Regions from separate parts of the Homo sapiens genome. Here region 1 is linked to region 2. Evidence: chromatin loops called from intact Hi-C (ENCODE). Cell type or tissue: A673. All regions are shown on one strand.

The links. Hi-C counts contacts between places; a loop is a spot of excess contacts. Peaks named below come from ENCODE experiments on the same cell type or tissue, not always from the same donor. Only the 100,000 strongest peaks of a DNase experiment are listed, where the experiment ranks them.
Region 1: it touches region 2 in a loop (4-fold over the local background); 17 of 110 quality-filtered maps call a loop at or near these places.

Annotation. Positions count from the first base shown.
Region 1 is chr3:133,926,246-133,934,245 of GRCh38, reverse strand. SLCO2A1 (solute carrier organic anion transporter family member 2A1) reads left to right here. Exons shown (of 14, transcript NM_005630.3): 14 at 1-1,545. It overlaps C3orf36 (chromosome 3 putative open reading frame 36), which reads left to right and starts at 4,434. Exons shown (of 1, transcript NR_161373.1): 1 at 4,434-6,101. RefSeq lists a silencer at 6,276-6,805. In A673, CTCF peaks have their summits at 3,721 (motif pointing left), 6,459 and 7,105; DNase peaks (open chromatin) are centred at 3,685 and 6,585; H3K4me3 peaks cover 827 bases.
Region 2 is chr3:134,305,069-134,313,068 of GRCh38, reverse strand. No RefSeq gene overlaps it. Among named protein-coding and RNA genes, the nearest start is that of LINC02004, 4.5 kb to the left of the region's middle. RefSeq lists a silencer at 4,308-4,602. In A673, a CTCF peak has its summit at 4,521 (motif pointing left); a DNase peak (open chromatin) is centred at 4,478; H3K27ac peaks cover 376 bases.

The sequences.
Region 1 (8,000 bases), 380 kb after region 2:
AGAGCCACTGGGAGACTGGGGAGACTGGCTGTAACCCCCTTCACACCTGGGTTTGGCATCAGCACAGACTACGGGAGGGGCTGGCTCCCTCCCCCTCAGACCCTCACTTCCTGTACCTAGAGGCCATTCTGGATGCTGCCATGTTGGGAAGTACAGTCTCTGCCCATTACCTGCATGCAGGCACCAGAGCAGGGACTGAGAAACCCCAAGGATGGGTCATCTAAGTGCTGTCCATATGAACCCTGGACTTTCTGTCCTTAGATCCTCACATGTTATCCCTGTCTTTCTGGGGTACGTTTCAAACTGAGGAAGCTACAACACAGTGAAGACCCAAGGAAGGCCTATGAAAAGGTCCTGATGCCCAACCTCCCACCCCTTCAATGTGGGGACGAGACCCCCTCATCTCAGAGTAATGGGAAGAACCTCCCACATCTCCCTGGCAGCAGATGAGGTGGCTTCACATGCACTTCCCTGTCTGGACTTCAGCCCGTATTCCGAGGAGTAGAGAGGCAGAAGAGATGTCAGCAAAGCAAGTGATGAAGCAGAGTGGATGTCCACTGTCACCAAGCTGGATGGCAAGCTGCGGCCCACAAAACAGCCAGTCAGGTTGGCTTTCCTGGTTTCAGACATGCTCATACCATTCCCATTTTCTCAGCCTCTTCTCACTGCCTCCAGAGAGGTGGGTGCCTGGGTTGAGAGACACAGCTGCTACGTGATAGATGTTGAGAGACAGAAGCCAACGAAGGAGGTCATTCATCAACAAATATATTTATTGGAGACCGACTTTGTGCAAAGCAATGCTAATCAGGGTTCTCCATGGAGCTTCCCTCAGCTCTTACCTCACCTCCCTCCATTTACATTAGGGCCTTCTCCCAGGGTGTGCTCGGTGGGCAGTGTGGGACTGGGGGTGTGGGAGTTGGTGAGAGCAGGAGGAGAGGTGGGGACAGCAAGAAGCCACAGATTGGCATGAAGGATCCTGACCTGACTATCCATGCCATCCATGGCCCCCAGACTGACTCTGCACCTGGCCCTTTGCCAGACAGCTCTGTCTCCCCATGTCCTCTGGAACAGCTGGGCATGGGTCATGGCCATTCATGACCCTTAAGTGCCACCCTTCTTGGAAGACCCCCTCCAGAAGCATACTGGAAGCCACCTCTGGAAAAGCCTCATATGGTGATATGCCAAAATATTTATGTCAATGTCCAAACAAAGTCCAATGCCATGAGACTGAAGTCTTTGTGGAAACCACTGTTACAGACAAGCTTATTTCCAAAGCCACCTCATTTCCAAACATCTCACTCAGGAAGGGAGGCTCAATGTAACCTCAGGGGCCAGTTTTAGCATTTGAAATGGTTCTGCTTGGAAAATGATGCCCTGCAACTAACCCTGGTCTTTCCCATGGCAATTTAACCACATTTGGAAGGCACTGCCTTCAGCTGAGTTTATGAACAATGAATGCCAACCTTCAGGTTCTAGAAGATTGGTTGCACTCCCAAACCTTTATTCTATTATATTACTATTAAAATATTCTAATTTTGCTATTGAGGTAACTTGGTCATGAATTTATGTTGTCATATACATCTGTCAGAGAACAGACAGCACCTGCACTTTTTAATTTTATTTTATTTTTATTTGTATTTTATTTTTGAGATGGAGTCTTGCTCTGTCACCCAGGCTGGAGTGCAGTGGCACAATCTTGGCTCACTGCAACCTCTGCCTCCTTGGTTCAAGCGATTCTCCTGCCTCAGCCTCCAGAGTAACTGGGATTACAGGCCTGCGCCACCACACCTGGCTAATTTTTGTACTTTTAGTAGAGACAGGGTTTCACCATGTTGGCCAGGCTGGTCTCAAACTCCTGACCTCAAGTGATCCTCCCGCCTCAGCCTCCCAAAGTGTTGGGATTACAGGCATGAGCCACTGCGCCCTGCCGGCACCTGCATCTTGTAAACAGAGGAAGTGCTCATGACATAGACCCCAGGGGCCCATGGCCATGGAGATTAGAGGTAATGCAACTGTCAACCCATTAGCCTGGTATCAGGCAAGTACCAGACACTGCTTATTCCTTCAGTGAAGTTCTGCTGGGCTCTGAGAAGGCCGCATCACTGCTCTTGGGTTTATATCCAGAAGCGGAGCTGGACGCAAACAGCTATGTCCATGGCACAAAACAGAATTAATATCATAATCAAATTGATCACATGGTCACAACCAGTACTACTACTCCCAAGAAAATCTTTCTTTTCAGCTGTCAGCAGGGAATATAATAGTGTCACTTTCATTTCACTTCTAGAGCAAAGCTTAACAAACTTTCTTGAGTGTGTGACACTCACAGAGGATGCAAATTCCCAACACCCTCCACCCAGCCCCAGCGTCTACTTCTGTGGGTCTAATGGGGACCCAGGAATGGCTCTTTTAACGGCCCCCTCATGAGATTGATGTGGGTAGTTCCCAAATCCTGTGAGGTGGGCTGTCAGTGCAATAGAGCCTGGGGTATGCCCATTTGTGCTTAGGCCACTGAGAAATTTACAGGCTCGATAGGCCTTTGGTATGTTCAAAGGTGAGTGAAGGATAACAAGGTGAAGAGATGCCTGTGAATCTGATTTTTTGGATGGCTGCAACTAAGAGTCAATGGGCATGAAAAACAATCCAAGAGCTCACATTTATATGAGGCCCTTATCAGTACTGAGAGAGACATTCTCACTTCACAAGCTTGGATGTGCAAAAAGAAAAAAATCACTTATTTCTTTAAATCAGTTATTGATTTCAAACCCCCCATCCTACTGTCTGGCTGGAAATTCAATATCAACCATGCTTGGGTCTGGCTCCTAGAGCCATCTGAAGGTCCTTGGATGCCTACGCATTCAAGGGTGCCATTGTGGGTCTTTGGTCCCTTTCCCATTTGAGGCTGTTTAATGGCCCTGCTTCTCACCTGAGCCTGGAAACCCTACAAAGCCGAGACCCCAGGGTTAGGCCCACCTCCCTGTGCACACTCGCGGCTATGCCCTCTCCCGGCCCCAGTCCTAGGAAGCCCACTCCTCTGCACCACTCCCTCTCCCTACAGAATCCCGCTCCTCAAGGGCTGAACAAAAAAGCCGGAAAAGGAAGAGTGTGCAGGAACCTTTTTTATTCAATCCTTCTTTTACCCTTCTTGGAAAAAGCGCAAATACAGTGATAACTAAATACCGTATCTCTATCAATTATCCTTTGGCCCAAAGCCCTTTGGGGTGATCCTCCATGATGGATGCCCCATGTAAAGGTGAGGAATCTGATCCCGAGGAAGCAACCATTGTGGCCAATTTCACATAGATAATAGCTGGCCAGGTCTAGACTCAAACCAGGCTGTCCACTTCTCTCTGGTCCAGCCCAATTGCCCCAGCTGAGTCATTCTGAAGAGTCAGCATGGACTAAAATGGTGGGGAGGCCCCTCTTTTCCCACTGATGTTCACTGGCCCATGGGAGGGAAGTGGGGGAATCTCTTGAGGGCCATTAAGGTGGGTAACAAAGGCAAAAGAACCAGGTAACAGTTCATTTACTTACCTTCTATTCAACTAGCAACAACATCACAACTATTCATTAAACAGGGCCAATTTATCCCTATAGCACCATGAGTTAAAGAGAGTTGTGGAGAAAAGAGACAAAGAGGGAAGGGTTTTGAGAAGAAAAGGCCCTGAGAATCCTGCACACAGACCTTCAAGGGAACAGCTCCATCTGGTGACTGCTTAGCAGATTCTTGCTCAAGAAACAAAGCCATATTGTGATTTTATTCAACCACTCTCAAAGATGGAGAGATACAGTTAAGCTGGAGGCTGAAGCCAGTCAGTATCAAATTGATACTAAAATATTATATTGCAGCAAATCCAGAAGAAATACATCCTATCTTTCGCAACCACAGGAAGTAAATACCTGGAAGAAAGGTCCATCTCCTGCCAGTAGCACCAGACACCAGATTCATTATAACCTTTCATCAGAGATTAAATATGGAAACAGATCCTGGAAAAGCCCTTGGCAAATCATAAATGAGAGGAAGTTTTTCTCCATGGCATACCCTGGCCATTCCTCCACTCTCCAGCCACATCATGTCTCCAGCCCTGCTACAACTTGACAGCAATAATAATAACTAAAATGTGCACAGATCTTTACAGTTTACCAAGCCATTAACCCATTTAAAACACTTCTTTAATCAGTAAATCAGTGGGGAAAGGCTTGGCTATGCTGTGGTAACAAACCTCTCGAATCTTAGTCACTTGACACAACAAAAGATGGTATCTCGCTCACAGAACCTGTGGTGATCTGGGTGACTCTCAGGTCAGTGGCTCAGTAGTGCCCCTCTGCCTGCTCAGGGCCTGGAGGATTGGCCTGAGAGCCCCCCCAACCAGTGTCTCAGTAACTCAGACTGTTTGGAACCTGAGGTACCTCCATTTCATTATAAGCTGCCATGATGGATGGGGCAGGGGAAGAAAGTCCTGGAAGATCCCGCACTGCTAAGCAATGCTTTGTCCCAAAGTAACGCTCTTCACTCTGCTCCCAGCCTAGCTGCCGCAAGAGCGGAACAGAATATTCTGTGTGCTCAGGAGAAGAAAAGAGCAGATATGGTTGAGCACTAAAACCCTCTACTGTGGGTAGTGAACCTAGGTGGACACAGTTGCTCACCGGGACACTTAAACCAGCTTTGCGGGGCTGTCGGGGTTGGGAAGCACAGTCTGGAAAGATTTCCCAATGGAGGAAGCACCAATTGTGGGTCCCTGAAGCTGAGGGGATGATGCCCAGGCAAGGCCGAGGCAGTCTGCAGAGGGCTGGGGAGGTGGGAAAGACGATTTTGCTCAGAGGAGGCAGAGATGGGGTGGTGGCTGAGAGAGATGCAGGGTCAAGGAAAGGATGGCTTCAGAGAGGAGAGATTTGCTGGGGCAAAAGGCCACAGGATGGGGAGGCTGCGGGGTCCAAGAGGACAGCTGATGGAGCGAGACCCTGCAGGCAAGGAGGAGATGGGGTGACTCATGGCAGAATCGCACCAGAGTTCCCACAGCCCTGTGCGGCCACTATGACTAGTCCCATCCTGTACATGGAGAAAACGAGGCTCCTTCCAGTTGTCCCTCACGCCTCCCTTGATTTATGTACTACCTGATGTGTATAAGGACAGGTGGTGACAAACACATGGTCCCTACCCTTCAAGGACATATAATCCAGAGCTAAGACAAGACCTTAACACAGGGCAAAGTACTATGCTCTGAGTTCATTTGATGAGCGATGGGAGAACGGGCTTGATCCTAGCCATGCGGGAGAGACTGGAATTCAAGAGAGTCAAATGTGCTGGGAAAGACTTTCTGGGCAAAAGGAATAAGCAAAGGTGTGCAAAGGTAAGGAAGCAGGAAACCTTTGCACATCTTGAGAACTCGCCGGCCAGAGGCCTGTGAAGGAGCGCAGTGGTCAGGCAGGAGAGGCAGTCGGATGCAGGCTGAGACCATCCTGGAGGGTCTTGAGGCTGGCTTACCCCAGGCTGTGAGTAGTGGGCTCAGCCTAGTCCCGGCTCCTGGGTTAGTGCTCACGTGTCTCTCTGCCCCCTCAGGGCCTGGAGGAATGGCCTTAGAGCCCCCACCAACCACGCTCAGGAAGGCATTCCTAGCTCAGAGTACCCTCCTGGAGTCTACACTGGAAGGGGCTCCTGAGTGGGCCGCGCCACACCCCGAGGAGCAGAGGCGCAGTCCTCCCGCGTGCTCCCAGCACACTCCACCCCTACCCAGCACACCCACGGGGCCCCCACCTTGCTCACCTGGGGGGAACCACCCACTCTGCGCCCTCTCAGGGAGAGGTGGTGGCCGCTGCTCTATCCCCTCCCTCTCTTCCTCTTCCACCTTCTCTCTCTTCTCATCTGGGTGCTGGAACCCAAGGGTGAAACTGAGAGTCAGAAAGTCTCAGTCTCAAGGCAGAGCGGGGCAACTAATTTAAAACGGCTTCTACTCCGGCCCCCAGTGTGACTAATCTCCTTCTCTTCGCTCCACAGGTCTATAAATGGGCCACAGTAGGCACCCCTTTTTAAATCTGTAAAATCCCCAAATCCATTAAAAGTGACTTCAGAGGTCCCAGATAGGGACCAACATTTGTTTAAACCTTTTCCTCATTACATCTCATGACCGCCAGCTTACAAAAGAGAGACTGGGGGTTCTGGATGAGACGTATGCAATCCCTGAGTCCACCTTGGAAAGGACAGAGGCAGGTGTCACACCGTTCCTCTTTGACCCGAATCGCTTGAATCCCAGAGTTTCAACAGCTCAGGTGGGTTGAAGGCTCAGAATGTACCAGACATCCGAAGCGCTTTACATACATTTGCTCCTTGAATCTTCACGACAGCCCTGTGAGATGCAATAATCATGCCATTCCACAGACGAGGAAACGGGCCCAGGGGACTGCGGTCTCGGCTCCTTTCCTCTGGCTTTCTCAGAAAAGGCGCGGAGGCCCCCGCCGGGTGGGCGAGGCGGGGTGGGCGGCCCCTTGCGCCCTGGAGTCGCATTCCGCCACCAGGGGGCGCCGCCCCTCCGCCGCGGCCCGGGGAAGCCACCCGCGGAGGCGCCACGCCCAGCCCGCCCACGGGACGCCCCCGCGGCCCCACAGCCAGCCGGGCGGGACTCCACCACCCGGCTCAGCGCGCCTCCGATAGCCCGCTTCCCCGCCGGGGCGCCCTCGGGCCTGCGGGGCTCCCCGCGCCCACCGCACGCACGCACGCACGCCTTCCCCTACTCGGAGGGCCCGGCGGCTGAGCCCACCGGCGCCTGCTCACGGGACACAGCCTCGAGAAAACTTCCTCTCTGACTGCCCGCGATAAAGCACCGTTTAGTCTATTTATGTTTTCTGCACGAAAGTGTATTAAACACGTTAGAGAACAAGAGGAGTAGAGAGTAAGGTGCCACGAGGCACCGAGAGGGCCCGCGGGAACACACGGCTTCCTCAGGCTCTCTGACCGGCCGTGAGCAGGGTGGTCCCCGGCCGCATTGTGGGGCCATTCGCACCCAGAAGCTGTCAGCCTCCCCACTGCGTCACTGGCACCATCTGGGAACCATTATTCAGCCACTGCAGGGGGCTAGGTAGCCTCTGCTTCCTCCTTCCAATTCCCAAAACCTTCACCACAGCACCTCCTGGGGCCTGGCCCCGAGATAGGCTTGCATGTCGGAAAGAAACTGTTGTCAGCATTCCAGGCACTGTCCACCCCGGGAAAGGGGCAGGTACCCATCCCGTCACAGACTCAGGTACCCGGGCAAGCCGGGCACCAGGCCTATAGAGGTGAACAAGACAAACAGAAGGCAGACAGACAACCAAGAAAGCATCCAAACTGTGGCTGCAATTGGCTGATCAATTACAGGTGCAATAGTGCCATGAAGGAGAAGTGCAAACAGACAGACAGATGCCTGCATGGAAATGCAGGGGGAAGCCGGTGTATGTGGTGGATTAACAAAGGTGAAAGAGGCCCGTTCCCTAGGGATTGGAGATCTGGAGCAGAGATGAGCTCTAACTGTGCCTGGAAGGATAGGGTAAGTTTGTTGACAGGGGCCTTAGAGAAGGTGTTCTGGGCGGAGGGGACTGCAGGAGTGAAGACTCAGAGATGAGAAAACTGGACCATGTTTGCCTGGAGGGCAGGGTGTAAGTAGCGCCCCCAGTTGCAAGGTGCCTCAGGCAGAGCGTGGTGAGTGGTGGATTCTAGAGGGAGAGAGTGTATCATGTACATCTCCTTTAGTAACTAACAGGGTGCTGCTGGTGGATGATGGGGCGTCGCTGACAGAATTTTAACAGAGGCAAGATGCAACCAGATTTCAGGGTGTAAAAGGCCACTGGGGCTACATGTGTACTTGGAAGAGGGAACCTGGCTGGCAAAGGTCCTTAGGAGGGAGGCCTACTTGTCATTATGGCCACTGGGATACTAGAGTAGGAGACGTCAGAGCCGAGGGCAGGACCAGCAAGCAGCAGGAGCATCCCAGGCACCCACAGGCTCCTGGCAGCCAGGATGAGCCAGCGCA
Region 2 (8,000 bases):
CCCGCCGGGGCTCCCGGCGCCTAGGGTCGGCTCCCACGCAGGCGCCTCGGGCCGGAGGCCCCGCTGCAGCCTGGGCCCTGCCCGCCTTGCCCAGAGGCTCTGCGGAGGGCTCAGGGAAGGAAACGCAGTCCGCCCCTGTCCCTGCGGCTCTGGGTTGGAAACTGTGAGAAAATGGGTCAAAGTGGGTCTGTAGGAGTGTCCACCCGCCCCGCCGGATAAAGCGCCGCTCCCCCGTAGTGAGGATCACGCTCTTGGGGAGAGTTGAGGCCCCAAGAAAGTCCATAACCACTGGGCTGGGGGTTTCCACGACGGTATAGAAACCACTCAGATCACACACATCAGCTGACACACACAGCTGCGCTCACGTGGAAACACCACGGAATCAAGTGAGCAAATGGACTTTTCCCTAAAGCCAGACCACAGGCCTGCGGAAGTCCCTGCCTTCCCGCAGGGACTCGAGGCGGGAGTGTGCGATGTGCGCTTGCCCCTGCAGGGGGCCTTGCCCAGATTCTTGGCCAGTGTGTGCTACCCAGGGCGGGCAAAGCATGGGCTTTCACCCATTTTCCCAGCTTGTTGACAGGGCGCTTTCTCAGTGGGAAAGGTGCCACGGCCTAACATCATTTGCGTGGGGAAATTTGCATGTTTATCAGCCCACAGACCTGTGAAGGACTCACCCTCTGGATGAAGTGACACCTGGGAACCCAGTAATGCAGCAAGGCATGCCTGGAACTTGCATTGCTCACCATCCGGAGCCGTGGTTTGTGCTGCCAGGAAAGGCGGGAAAACAGAACCCAGATTGTGATTGGCAGACTCCTGGCCTGGAGGAAGGGTGGGAAGTCAGGAGCGCTTCATGGGAGGCTGAGCCTGATGGCCGACTTGCCTTGCTTGGTTGGTTTCGTAACCTCTGAGAGCAGGAAAATAAAATGGCTCCTTTCCTACCTGGCAGGGGTGTGGCCTGCAATATCTGGAGGTAGGCCCAGAGTGCCCAGGTGGCAAGTGGCCATGCAGCCCTGATTTGAGGTTGTAGCCCTCGCTCAAGGTCTGTCTCTTCCCCATGACACAGAAGATGGACATTCTAGACATTTTACACCACCCTGGCAGTTCATCAAATGGCAGTGCCAAGGCTCTGCCTCAGTGGAATGTGAGGGTGCTCGAGGTGATGATGACTAAGTCAGACACAAGAGAAGCCCCAGTGAGGACCCTATTCATTTTACAGACACTTACTGAACCCAGCCCCTACCTCCAAGAGACTCACGGTCCCCTGCGGGAAGCAGACTCCTGGCCATTTCAGTGCAGAGTGATAAATGACAAGGCAAAAGCAGCCCCAGTGTGCAATTTGAGGACCACGAGGGGTACTGAACCCACCTCTGGGTGGGCCTTCTGGAAGGAGCTGCTCTCCAGGGGAAGTAGGGGCAGGGAGGAGGCTCTGCCAGGAGAAGAAACTTTCTGGCCTCTAGAGTCCTTTTTTTTTTTTTTTTTTTTTTGGTGACAGTCTTCCTCTATCACCCAGCTAGAGTACAGTGGTGCTATCCTGGCTCACTGCAGCCTCATACACCGGGCTCAAGCCATCCTCCTGCTTCAGCCTCTGAGTAACTGGGACTACAGGCATGAGCTACTATGCCCAGCCTAGAGTCCTTTTTAGTATTCTGCAGCCAACATGCCATTGTGCTGATGTTTTGCTAAAGAACCTCCACGGATTTTGCCAGTCATGTGGTTGGACTGAATAGCATTTAAGGCTTCCATTCCAAGGTCCCTTTCTGAAGATGAGTGGGATTATAATTTCCCACTGGGCCCAGGTAGGGGTCTGGTTTCGATGATGAATTGGCCTCAGAAATTCAGCCCCTTCTCTTGGAGTTGCTTAAAGTCAGGGCCCTCCTCACTGATGTGTGAAGTGTCATAGCACTCCCCACACTCAGGTGTGTCCAGTGTGTGCAGCAGAACTGGGCAGGGAGGGCTTGGCCCCAAGGGAGGACCAGCCCCCATCTCCCATGACCTTTCCCGCACACTTAGGTGAATGGCTGACCTCTTCGGAGTCTCACTTCATCCTTGTGCTTAAAATGAATAAACGACCCCCAGGCCTTCCCTATCCCATATTAAGAGAAATTAATTCAAATAATAAACTCTTTGAAAGACTAGAGTTTTCAAAAATGTCATTATACAGAATAACGTTTCTCAAAATCCCTAGTTTGTGGGGCATGGGCAGAGGGGTTTGGTGAAAATTCTTTTTCCTGGGCCAGCTGATAGTCTGAGCCGGGAGGCCATAAGTGAGGCCCAGGACTCTACATGCTTAAAAAATCGTCCTAAGGAATCCTGATGCTTTGACAGGAACTTATACAGACAACCTTACATTTGCTCTCAGGAAGTCCTCTTAGAAAGTTCATTTCACTATCTCGAATCTGGAATCCCAGCACTTTGGGAGGCTGAGGCAGGCAGATCGCTTTAGCCCAGGAGTTTGAGAACAGCCTTGGCAACATAATGAGACCCCATCTCTACAAAAGAAAGAAAAAATTAGCCATGCGTGGTGACACATGCCTGTGGTCCCAGCTACTTGGAAGGCTGAGGTGGATCGCTGAGCCAGGGAGGTCAAGGCTGCAATGAGCCGTGATTGTACCACTGCACTCACAGAGTAAGACCCTGTCTCAGAATAAGAAAATAAATAAGAACCATCTTTCTGTCAAGATTCAGACAAATCCCACGAGATTTTTAAATCTGCCCCTGAAAGGAAGAACTTAAGGAACGGGATCTAGAGGGAGGCCCCTCCATTGTGCAAGATGGGGAAATGCCCACAAAGTCGACACTCCAGGGAGTGCCACAGAGCACCACGCAGTGGAAGGCTCCCACCCCCTTCCTCCTCCCTTTTCTCTTCCTCCCCTCCTTTCTGTTACAGGAATTGGACACTTGTAAAGTAGACCAAAAACAAACAAAAACCACCTGACTTGAAATGCCTCAACTGGAATTGAAACCAAAGTCCCCAAGGGTCATAGTTCCAATGCCTAGCCCTTAAGCAATGTCAGCAAGTCTTCACAAACCTAACAGCTCAGGCCCTTGGCCCAAAACAAACTAAGAATGGTAAAGACAGGAACGCTGAACTGTTGGCTGCGGCATACTCCAGTGGTCTTTTGATCTGTGCCTCCACCCCCAAATAGGGTTTGGCCTGCACCCCTGACATACCATGTACCTGTGCTGCTGTCACTGGCTATTACTGTATCAAGGCACAGCGATTTTTTATTATTACAGCAAGGTTCATTGTAAGTGATAATAGATATAATTTCAAATAATTTTGACAGGTTTAAATTTGGGAGATGAGTGCCCTAAAAGGTCTGTTTAGAATGTCATTTTTATGTCATAATGCAGCTAAGAGTCCCCACAAAAAGTGGAAGTGGCAGCTCAGGCATCTTCGTCTGGTTCGAACATGCAGATACTGATCGCTTTACCATCAAACCTTGGACTCTTCATAGGAATCCTTAGAAGTTACTTGTCAATTCCGTGAGGATGACTGTGGTTCAGTTATGTGTTATCTAGTTAGGTTTGGTATATCCAGCAGAAATCCTATCCAGCAGGAGCAAGCCAACTGTGCTGAGGCTTGTTCCTGTCAGGGCACCCCCATTCTTCTCTCAGTTCACCACACACACTTTGCCGACTCAGTACTATTTGAAATACAAACCAGTGACAGAGCCAGCACCAATCTGAATATAAAACATTAAAATTAGCTGGGCGTGGTGGCGGGCGCCTGTAGTCCCAACTACTTGGGAAGCTGAGGTGGGAGGATCTCTTGAGCCAGGGAGGTGGGGGCTGCAGTGAGCCAAGATTGCACCACTGCACTCCAGCCTGGGCGACAGAGTAAGACTGTCTCAAAAAAAAAAAAAAAAAAATGAAGTCACATTGTCATTTATTTATTTACTTATTTTACAGACAGGGTGTCGCTATGTTGCCCAGGCTGGCCTCAAACCCCTGGGCTCAAGCGATCCTCCCATCTCAGCTTCCCAAGTAGCTGGGACTACAGACCCATGCCACCGCATCAGCTCTTATTTTTAGATTAAAATTATAAATACTCACATAAAGGTTCTGTTATTTTCTTCCTGCACCCCCAACAGATCATCTTACATATCCCAATTTGGAGGCCACTGACCTAACCAGGATCCTCTCACCCCAGGAGCCCATCTCTGAAAAGCTTTCTGCTATCAGAAGCGCCCCAGCAGTTAGCCATTTCCCTGAAAATCAGGCGGCCAGGCCCCACAACTGGAAGAATTTCTGACAGAGCAGAAGAATCACATGTTCCAATTCAGACTTCTACTTTGGTATCTGCAACCGCCAGCCTCCCCATGCTCCCCTGCCAAGTTGTGGGGGTGAGGGTGGGCTGAAGACTGTGCTGAAGCAAGGTGGGGTGGGCCCTACTGGGTGTGAATTTGTGGGACTCCCTTGTGTTCCCAAGGCCACACTCAGGCTGCATTCCTGAGGTCTGCAGGGGAGTGGCTGCGTTCCTGGTCCAAGTATAGAGAAACAGCGTCCCCTGGTGGCCCTAACATGTAGTGCCTCAGAACCCCGGCTCCTTCCTTTACTATTTGCTGAACTCGCTTTGATGCTCTAGTATAATGGCGTAATTATTTATACAGCGATGTGTTGCAAAGACCTGGGGTGGTATCTGGGCTCATCTGTGTGATCTTGGGCAAATTAGCTTCTCTGAGTCGCAGTATCTTCAGCATTAAAATCGGATAATCAGACCTACTTTTTAGGGTTGTTGCTAGAAGCAAATGAAAGGATAAATGAAAAGCAGTAAACAGTGGCGAGCACATAGGCAGGACCTCTGCTATGATGTTGGTCATGACGCTTGATGTTGATGCCTGCAGACACTGAAAGGCAACTGAAACATCTTTCTAGACACAGACCTGGAGAGATAGTGAGAGGTTGTGGACAGGAACTCTCCTGTTCCTGAGCTAACACACACGGAGGAGCAGTGAACACGTCCTGGACAGGTGTAGTGAGTACGAGCCTGTGTGTGTGTGCACAAGCACCCTCCCCATGGAAATGCAGAGCGCTCTGGAAGGTGCTCAGCATACATCGCAGAGGGAAGGAGTGGTGACAGCAGGGAAGCAGTGTCACTTATTCTCCAGGCATATTGCAGAGCTAGACCCTGAGAAAGGATCAGAGTTTATTAATTCATACAATTACTTATTGATCACCTAATATGTGCAAGGCAAGGTTAACAAACTTTAGCAAACAACTATCACAAAACATTCAAACAGAGGCAAGTGTTAAACAGCAGAGTTAGTGTAGGCTGGTGTTCTGAGGACTAAGAATTGTATTCCCCAAAGCCACCAGGACAGAACAACTGAAAACACACAAAGCCAGGCCCAGGCAGAGTAAGGATTTCTGTGCTCTGGTGGCCTGCGGGAGTTGCATCACCACTAAGCTCTCTGGAACATGCTTGGGCCCACTCAGTCCATTTGAAGCCAGGACAAGGTGTGAGGTGAGCCCTCTGTAATCATCCCTGCTCATGACTAGGATTCCAGCCAACTAAAATGTGGTTTTGTTAAAAGCTAGTAACCCCTGGGTGTTCCCCCAGCTTTCTCCTACCCACACCTGCAGAACGGGATATGAGCCCTTCCTGGGTTTGGTGATGAAGAAAGAGAGGGTCTGGTGGCCCAGAAGAGGTACGCAAGATCTGCCAACCCCAAACAGGGCCCTTAGGGAACAATCAGTTCTTCCGCAATCCAGAAGAATTTACGCATCTGCACAGGTGAATTGAAAGATCAAAATACGTGAAACATTTGTTGCTGTGCTTCCCAACCACCCCTAAATTACAGACTTCTGACTTGTGGATATTCATCCTCACACCCTTGAGAAGTGCCCTGACCTCACAGAGCCTATTACTTATATTACTTATTAAACACCTACTATGTGCTGGGCAGGGTTAGCAAAATCAGGGGTGGAGAAGGCTGGGTACTAAGGTCAGGGAAGGGCTTCTGCCCAGTTGAGGCTTCTCCTTTCTCATAATCTCCTTTCCCCCTTGGATTCTTTTTCTCTTCTGTCCATCTCACCCATATTCACCTCTAGGGGGATGCAGGGCTTGTCTTTGGCCCACTGCTATCTCCACCAAGCACAAAACATTAATACTCCCTCTGCCTCCAGCACTGCCATTCAAGGTAAATGCAAAATTGTTGCTGCTTCAATGTTTCTACTTTCTTGCAAACTTGGAAAACAACACTGCTACAGTCTTTTTTTGAGTCTTATTCTGTCACCCAGGCTGGAGTGCAGTGGCGTGATCTCCGCTCATTGCAACATTCACCTCCCGGGTTCAAGAGAGTCTCCTGCCTCAGCCTTCCGAGTAGCTGGCACTACAGGTGCATGCCACTACGCCCAGTTAATTTTTGTATTTTTAGTAAAGATGGGGTTTCACCACATTGGCCAGGCTGGTCTCGAACTCCTGATCTCAGGCAATCTGCCCGCCTTGGCTTCCCAAAGTGCTGGGATTACAGGCATGATCCTCCGCACCCGGCCCAGTCTTACAACTTTTCTGGAAAGGTCCTGTACAGCTGTTCAGCTTGGGAGTGAGTTGGAGTAGGAGACGAGCTGGGAACCACCCACCATGGAAAACGCTGTTTCTGTAGAGACATTCTGAGGTCAAACAACTGATTTCAAAAGCTCCAGCTCCCTAGATCCCTGTGGATCTGTTTTCCCTTTTCCTTGTCAGGCACCTGGAAACATTCCACCCTTTTCCTGACTCTCTTGTCTGCCTAACACTCTAATCAGTCTTTCTTGGCTCTGTCCTTGTACCTCAAGAAGGAGAGAAACAAAGGAAGGAGCCAGTTCACGGACAAGGGCTCTTCCAAATTCAAAAGTGTTTTTCACTTCCATTAGGAGGGTTTAGAAGGTACATAAAAACTAAGCGACAAATCAATAAATAAACAAACAACTATTAACTCCAGGAAAAAATAAAGGGAGACATAATCATAATGGACTTTTGGACTCAACCATGAATTGAGCTCACATGTTTATCCAAAAAATAGTAACAATTTAACAAAAAGTTGGGACATAACTATCATAGCAGGATGCAGAAAATGATAGTAGGGACATGGTGGTGGTGTTATCACTGAATCTTTGTCTTCCAATGATAGGAAATCAAAAGATAACATCTAGAGTTGAGAAGTACGGCAGTAAGTACCAGGAAAATAACAGTTTAAAAGTTTAGGGAGGCTGGGCACAGTGGCTCACGCCTGTAATCCCAGCACTTTGGGAGACTGAGACAGGTGGATCACCTGGGGTCAGGAGTTTGAGACTAGCCTGGCCAACATGGTAAAACCCCGTCTCTACTAAAAATACAAAAATTAGCCAGGTGTGGTGGCACACGCATGTGGTCCCAGCTACTTGGGAGGCTAAGGCAGGAGAATCGCTTGAACTAAGGAGGCGGAGGTGTAGTGAGCCAAGATAGCACCACTGCTTTCCGGCCTGGGCAACAGAGCAAGACTCCAACTCAAAAAAAAAAAAAGAAAAAAAAAAGTTTAGGGAGAGGAACAGGAATAAGAAATTGTGGGACAGTGTGATTTTTACTATAAACTATATAAGCTATATTTTGCTCATAAAACAATCCTCATGTACTACTTTGATTTTCAAAAATAATAATCTAGAATTTTTGAAAAGAGAGCCGAATGTCTGGGAGATAATGTTGAAAAATATCTCCTTTAAGGCAGAGTGTAAAGACTGAGAGATGGAAAACATAGGATAAAATAAAATAACATGAAAATAAATCTAGACCCAGATGTCTGGATCCAGGAGGGGAGGAAACAACTGAGGAAGTAACCAAAAGACATTTTCCTAAGGCAAAGAAAGACACAGATGATCAGAGAAAAGGATCCATTGAAGGTGAGAATATGAATAGGGAAATCAAGAAAAACAAACAAATACCAACACTGATGACCAATAAACACAGGGAATAATATAAGCCACACACACAGCTAAAAAAAAAAATGCATATTAAAACACCGATGTTTTCACCTACCCAG